3 separate regions of the Homo sapiens genome follow, and all the other regions are linked to region 2. The links are chromatin loops, found by intact Hi-C in ENCODE. Cell type or tissue: HepG2. All regions are shown on one strand. Region 1 has its middle 15 kb from the start of LINC02539. Region 2 has its middle 56 kb from the start of LINC02539. Region 3 overlaps LINC02539 (long intergenic non-protein coding RNA 2539).

What was found. Peaks named below come from ENCODE experiments on the same cell type or tissue, not always from the same donor. Only the 100,000 strongest peaks of a DNase experiment are listed, where the experiment ranks them.
Region 1: it touches region 2 in a loop (4-fold over the local background); 8 of 110 quality-filtered maps call a loop at or near these places.
Region 3: a loop joins it to region 2, with 4 times the contacts of the local background. A loop is called at or near these places in 7 of 110 quality-filtered maps.

What each region holds. Positions count from the first base shown.
Region 1 is chr6:137,723,092-137,725,591 of GRCh38, forward strand. No RefSeq gene overlaps it. Among named protein-coding and RNA genes, the nearest start is that of LINC02539, 15 kb to the right of the region's middle. In HepG2, a CTCF peak has its summit at 1,110 (motif pointing right); DNase peaks (open chromatin) are centred at 380 and 1,110.
Region 2 is chr6:137,793,781-137,796,280 of GRCh38, forward strand. No RefSeq gene overlaps it. Among named protein-coding and RNA genes, the nearest start is that of LINC02539, 56 kb to the left of the region's middle. In HepG2, no CTCF peak of the experiment used is centred here; DNase peaks (open chromatin) are centred at 831 and 1,301; H3K4me3 peaks cover 397 bases.
Region 3 is chr6:137,730,796-137,733,295 of GRCh38, forward strand. The region is part of intron 1 of LINC02539 (long intergenic non-protein coding RNA 2539); the gene reads right to left. Among named protein-coding and RNA genes, the nearest start is that of LINC02539, 7.0 kb to the right of the region's middle. In HepG2, no CTCF peak of the experiment used is centred here; DNase peaks (open chromatin) are centred at 976, 1,476 and 1,986.

The sequences.
Region 1 (2,500 bases), 71 kb before region 2:
ACTCACCCCAGCTGGCCTAAGCTAAGGAATCTACAGTCCTTGGAAAAAGAACAAGTCAGAAGAAAGAACTTCAGGATCCTTCCAGCTGTTTCCCATGATTTATCATTCTTACAGTGTAGCCGCTTCAAAATACTTTTTTAACTTCATGCTATGAATTCCAAACACATTTAAGGTTAACCTCTGTCTTTGGTGTGATATAAGACCACTTATGCCACTCTGCTTTTTCTTGGTTGGCTTTTACATTTCCTTTCATGCATGCCCTGTTTTCCAGTAAAGTAACCCTATCCCAGGGCCTTTGACTAGCTCTACTTTTGAATCAACTAATATTTGCTGTTTCCACGTGGCAGGTGTGACCTTAGGCCAGGTGCTATGAGTTAAACAAAGATGAATGAGACTTGGACCCTGCCCTTAAATATTCAAACCAGCTAAGGGTTGGTGGTTAAACTCTGGACTCAGACAGACCTGGGGTGGAATTCCGGCTTCTCTACCTACCAGCTTGGGCAAGTTATTTACATTCTTCTAAATTCCCCCCTTTTTTTCCCCCACAACTGGGCATGATATTATCTACCTCATAGGCTTGCCATGAGGATTAATTAAATAATAAAGTGCAGTGCCACATAGTAAGCAAATAATTTAGCCTTCTCATTATTCCTATTATCATTATTTCCATGGGGAAGAGGATGTTTGGACTTTTCCTTCTGAACCCTCCCTCCCTTTTTTCATTCAACCTCTTAACTGCACAGAACTCTTCTGTTTTCTTTTAAGAGAAGAGGGAAAGCCATTCTGATGAAGATCTGAGATGTGAATATAACCTTGACTGCAGATGGACGGAGACAATAGGAAATTATGTCATACCTCTATTTAATCCACGTTGGTCCTGGTTTCATCTTCTCATTTCTGACCTTTGAGAAACATTTGTTGTAGAAAAGGACAAATAACATGATTACGTCGCTGATGATTAGTCTCTAGGCATTCACTCAATAAATATTTATTCTGTAGTTTCTGGGTGCCAGGCCCTGATTCAGTGCTAGAAACAGAGTGGTGGACATGGCAGCCACAGCCTCTAACCTCATGGAACACATAGCCCAGCAGATGGCAAGCACGTGCCCAAGGGAAAGAGGAAAGTCCTGGAGGTGAATGTGGGGGAGCTTTGCCTAATCCATCAGGCACACCATGACCTTCTATCATAGTGGAAGTCCCATGTGCATGGTGAGTCACCTGTGCATGGTGGCAACTCTTTATTTGCCCAAACTGGAAACTCAGGGTGAAATAAACAGCTGAAAGATTGCAGATCTATACAAGGGATTAAATAGTAGAATATTGAAGTCCATTGATATCATCGATTTTAAATTGAAAAAGAATTACAAAAGAATGTGGGTTAAGAGATGGTTTAAACCTCTCCAAGCTATTTTACCGCTAGAAATGTTAACACAAAAAAATATAATAATCTGATAATGGAGGATAATCGCTGATATTTCCTGTGCCTTCCTCCAATCCTCAGGATGACACTGGAAAGTAAACTATGAATTTGGATTCAAAATAATGTGGTATGGTTGGAGAGCATCAACTTCATCAACTGGATACAATGGCTGGAGATGCTCTGAATTTTCAGTTAGCAGGGCTCAGCTGGTCTCCATGAAAATGGTAGTTCCATTGGTCACAGTGTCTACAGTGATTTCATGTAAAAATTGCATCCCATTGCCTAGCCATCTGGCAAGGATCTGATTGCTGTCCCTTGAGATTCAGGAAGTTATGATGGTAAACTCACAGCTGAACATGGCTGGAGTAGAGATGGGGGACTGAGGCCTGGTATTACACCCATCTTCCAAATGGAATGAGTCCGGTGCTGGGTCAGGTCCCAGTTGACACTCAGAGAGCATGGCAGGCTGGTCAGCGATGCGACAGCTCACGAGAGTGAAACCGCACCACACAGAAGTAACAGGGACTCTTTGAGCTCATTTCCCTTCCTTCCATTGTGCAAGGAACTTGGCAGGCACCGCTGTGTGGGCCACAGTGGACACTCAGCAAAACAGCACGCGTTTGGCTTCTAAAACTCACTCTGCCAGCTCCTGACTTATGAGGGTGGTGGCAAAAGACCTGCTCTCTCTCAGCTTCTGTATCCATATCCCTAAAATGAGGGGGTTGTGTTGTACGATGCTGAGGAATGTTAGGATCAGATAAGATGATGAGAAACTCTGTTCCTCCTCTGTGTTCCCAGACACCTTAACCAGAAACCAGGCAGTCATGGGAGATGCCTCACTCCTTGTTTCTCCCCTCCTATTATTTCTACCTCCTAAACCCATCCCTTCCTCTTCTTCCCAATTGTCCCCCCTTATGTCAGGCTGTCCTGTTGTCTCACCTGGATAAACAGATTCCCAGTGTCTCACTTCACCCTCCTTTCCTGCGTCTGCCCCATTCACTCGCACTGTCTCCTCACGCCACCATGAAATAGTGAGAATGCATTCTGTCTTTTCTCTCTGCATCACCAGTGTCAAGCACA
Region 2 (2,500 bases):
TGACAGAGTATCTTCTTTTCAGCCACATGCTTTTATGGGTCTTTTTGTCATCTGTGTCTGCTGCTGATTAATTCCCTATCTGGTTGACATTTCTTTTTTCTCTGTGTTCCTATGTTCTGTTAAGTTTACCAGTAGTCATTCAATAGAGTTACTCTCTATGGCTGTGCTAGTCTGGCAAGCTCCTTTCTGAATTTCACTCATCAAATGCAGTCTCATTGCAAGTTGTTAGAGAGCATTTCCCCAAGTGCCACCTACATTCCAAAAGGATATGAAGATATTTGATGAAAACCTGCAAACCGTGTGGTTTGGTGATAGTCGGTGTCTCTTGGGAGGGGCAGAGCTTCAGAATAGGAGAGAGAAGGCGTCAGTCACCATGATGATTGTGTATTTGTGGGGGTTTTTTACGTAAAGGAATATTTGGCTGCAGGATCACTAAGGTGTGACGATGGAGGAAGAAGGAAAGAAAAAAGATACTAATCAACACCTGTAGGTTGGAGGTGTGGCAACCACGTAGTAGTTCTTGATAGCTTCCGACTGAGTGCAGTCTTTCACTGAGCCCCTATCACGTTCAGGGTACAGAGCTCTGCTCTATGAGGCTTTCAGGGACAATGAGGACTACTTGTTACAAATGATTAATGAACTTTGCTCTTCTTGCTTGGCCAGTACATCAATTTCCCCTCATTGGCCTGGAATATCTAGAAGTAAGGAGGGATACAGGGGAGATTAAGGGGATTGTTAGAGAAGGAATCCAGTGAACTAGAAGATAATAATCACATTCCGGCATTCCATAATAGGACTTTGCAGCATGACATTAGCTTCATAAACTTGCCGAATACCTTGACAAAAGATTGTTTCTGTGTCTTTATCTGCTCTTTAGCTTACAGACAAGTTTGCCTGACCAACCAGATCACAGAGTTCTGATAAGGTAATTCAAGAACAGGAAGTGGGTTAGTGAAGGCCAGTGTGTGAGGTGGCGAAAGGGGACTGTTTCTTTTGGACCCCAGAGAAGTGGGAAGAAAAGGAGGAAGGTGGGGGAGGCAGGAGAGCCACATGAATGTCCCATTTGTCCTTTCCTGACTTTTGGCCTAGAGTAGGAGTATATCCAGCAAATTTTTGTTATTTTCCATAGTTATACTCATCACGGTCACTGCTGTAGGAAACCAGAACACATCATCCCCAAATATGAAGAATTGTTGAGCTGAAACAGTTAAGAAGTGGATACAGGAAAGCTCTCTACCCTCTCTCTGTTGACCTAAAAGCAGGACATAGTTTTTCAAAGATAAAAGGCATCTTCCTTCCTCCCTGCCCCCACTGGGGAGAACAAAGGTAAACACTGAACACAACTTTGGACCCTTATTGGCCTGAAAATGGTATCAGAGGAATCTACATTAAGGGCTTTACTAACTGGCCTTCATCTGCCATTAATTTGCCTTCCCCCAAACTGCCACCCCTAGAGACTCAAAATCCTTTTCCTTTGTCCTGTCACTTTTCTAAAAATTTAGTGTTCTTTGATGAAAATGCTATGTGAGCTGGAATTAAAAACCACCCCTTTGAGAACTACTCATTACCTGGGTGTCACCCATGTACATATGAAATTTATCTGTTAATAAACTTTTGTTTGTTTTTCTCTTGCTAATCTGTCTTTTGTTATGGGGCCAGAACCTATGGGGATTAAAGAAAAAAATTATTCTTTCCCTCCACCACAAACACTGAATTAACAAATACTAAACTATTGTTCTCAAGAGAAATACACAGTTGTGTTCCTGTGAGCCTCTGTTCACAGCATTTTTTTTCTTTTTAAATAGACTATTTTTTAGAGCAATTTTAGATTCACAGCAAAGTAAAGCAGGAAATACAGAGAACTACCATTTACCACCTGCCCCTGCCCCTTTCCCTGCACTGCCTCCCCAACTATCAACATCCCTCACAGAGTGGTATGTTTGTTGCAATTGATGAGCCCGCATAATCACCCAACATCCGTGGTTTACGTTAGGGTTCATTCTTGGTGTTTTACATTCTATGAGTTGTGGCAAGTGCATAATGACATACATCCACCATTATAATATTGTATTATACAGAGTATTTTCATTGCCCTAAAAATTCTCTGTGCTTTGCCTATTCATCCCTCACTTCTCCCTAACCCCGGCAACGACTGATCTTTTTACTGTCTCCATAGTTTACTTTTTACCTTTTCCAGAATGTCATATAATCAGAACCATACAGCATGGAGCTTTTCATATTGGTTTCTTTCTCTTAGTACTATGCATTTAAGATTCCACCATGTCTTTTCATGGCTTCACAGCTGCTTTCTTTTTAATGTTGACAAATTTTCTAATGTCTGGGTGTGCCACAGGGTTTTAGATCAAATTGTGTCCTCCCAGAATTCATATGTTCAAGCCCTAACCCTCAATGGGACTATATTTGGTGATAAGGCCCTTTAAGGGAGTAATTAAGGTTAAATGAGGTCTTATGATAGGGATTTCATTGGATGGGACTGGTG
Region 3 (2,500 bases), 63 kb before region 2:
ACAATTCTCCAAAATAGGGATTGCATTTTTTCCTACTTATAAAAAAATTTATCTCAACAACATCTCTTCTATGAAATACAACACCATCATAATCACAAATGGCTTTTTAAAGAGTTTTTTGTTTGGTTTTGTTTTGTTTTGAGACAGGATCTCGCTCTGACACACAGGTTGGAGTGCAATGGTGTGGTCAGGGCTCATTGCAACCTCAACCTCCTGGGCTTAAGCACTCCTCCTGCCTCAGCCTCTCAAGTAGCTGGGACTACAGGTGTGTGCAACCAAACCTGGCTAATTTTTTATTTTTTTGTAGAGACAGAGTCTCGCTATGTTTCCCAGGCTGGTCTTGAACTCTTGCAGTCAAGCACTCCTCCCGCTTTGGCCTCCCAAAATGCTGGGATTACGGGCATGGGCCACCGTACCTGGCTAGGAGTTTTATTTTTGATAGGATTTCGCCTGTAACATTAAATAAAGAAAATATTTTCCAATGAACTGTTTATTAAAAATTAGCAATATTTATCTAAATATTAATCTCAGATAAGCATTTAATGACTAATGGAAACTGGGGGTGGGGGACCCAAGCAAATAGCCATCAAAATCAGTAGAAATAACACTTATTTAAAATAAATATTCATTAGGGAGAAAGTGCTGCACAGAACATAGGAACGTTGTCTTTAAAGTCAAATGGCCCTGGGATCCAGCACGGCTCTGCCATTTACTTGCTACCTGTGGGACTCAGAGCAAGTCATCTATCTACCCTCATCTGGACTTTATGCATCTGAAAAATGGAATCATAACTGAACCCACTCAAAGAGTTGTCCTGAGAATTAAATGAGCTCACATATGAAAAATACTTAAAACACAGTGACCTCTGCATAGTAAGGACTCAAAGACTGTTAGCAATTATTTTTGTGTTTTAAGTGACAAATATGTGCCATGTGCATAGTAGATCAGATGCCAGGGACAGAACAATGAATAGCATGTGAAACTTGCCCTCTGATCCTTCAAGGCTCACTCTTTCACTCTATTTTACAAAGTCTGTTTCTGTTTTGGTTTATTTTTAATGTAGCACTTGGAACATATCCCGAATTTACATATAACCTGGCAGGGCTGCGCTGGCTACCAGTAAGATTTCTTTTATGAGTACTTAAGATACCATCAATGATAAGACACATTATTTCAGGTACTGTTCAAAAAGAAAAAAAAAACACTGCTAATCATAATTATAAGATGTCATTGATTGTGAAATACTCCCTAATTTCAATTCAAGAAGCAGTAGAAAAAAATTTTTGTTTTAGAATTCATGCAATGTAGTATTTTCATTTCCCATCACTGCCTAGAACCCACAAAGAAACACTCTGCCTGGGCCATGTGTATATCTGTGTTAAGGGATGGAATGGGAAGTGGCTCACAAAAAGGATATTTCATAATAGATCGGAACTGGCTTTGAAGAAACTTTCTGAGTCAGAAAACAAATAAAACATCAATGGCAGATATCCTGCATCAAGAGGACAGTATGCTTCTGGAGCTGCCGGTACACTCTATAAAAATGACTGCAGTCAGGTCCAGTAAAAGTCCACTTATTTGGCTTCTACTCTTTGCCATTCATTGTTAGGTGGAGGGCTACCAGCAAAATCACATCTATTCTCTCTAGATATTCACATACTGGTAGGAGAGGTAGACAAACAGAATGCAGAGGACGGTTTCAATGTAGAAATATGCAAAGTCTAGAAATAGTACAAGAAAAATGAGGCATTAGGGGAGGAGAGGGAGTAAGAAGTGTGGCTAAAGAAGGCTCCTTGAGAAGGCAACGCCTGAGCAGTTTTGAAAGATAACTAAGAGCTGAACAAGCATTTGGGGAAAGCAACAACACTAAAAAAAATTGTAGGTGTTATGTCTATTTCAGCTAATGTTGTTTTTCCACAACTGTAGATTGGATGCCCTACCTCGGCTAATCAGGAGAGAGCTTGTGAAACAGCTGTACAAATATCTTTCTGCCAGAACCAGTGAATCTGGAAGCTCATATGAAGTCACTCATTATTATGACACACACACACACACACATACACACACACACACAGACACAAAACAAAATGAAAAAGAACCTGGCACAGACTTGGTACTTTTTGTTTTCATAGCTTTAAACAAACAAACAAACAAACAAAAAACAGGGCATTAGGATTGAGACTTAATGAAAAGTTGAGATATCACATTTCTTTTCAATTCTTCATATTGGACTCCGCAAGAGAAATAAAGGGGCGGGGAACACATTGTAATAAGAAATAACATGCATCATGAAATTGTTAAACAAGGCTGGGCACGGTGGTTCACACCTGTAATCCCAGCACTTTGGGAGGCCAAGGCCGGCAGATCACCTGAGGTCAGGAGTTCGAGACCAGCCTGGCCAAGATGGTGAAACCCTGTCTCTACTAAAACTACAAAAATTAGCCAGGCTTGGTGTTACGTGCCTGTAGTCCCAGCTACTCTGGAGGCTGAGGCAAGAGAA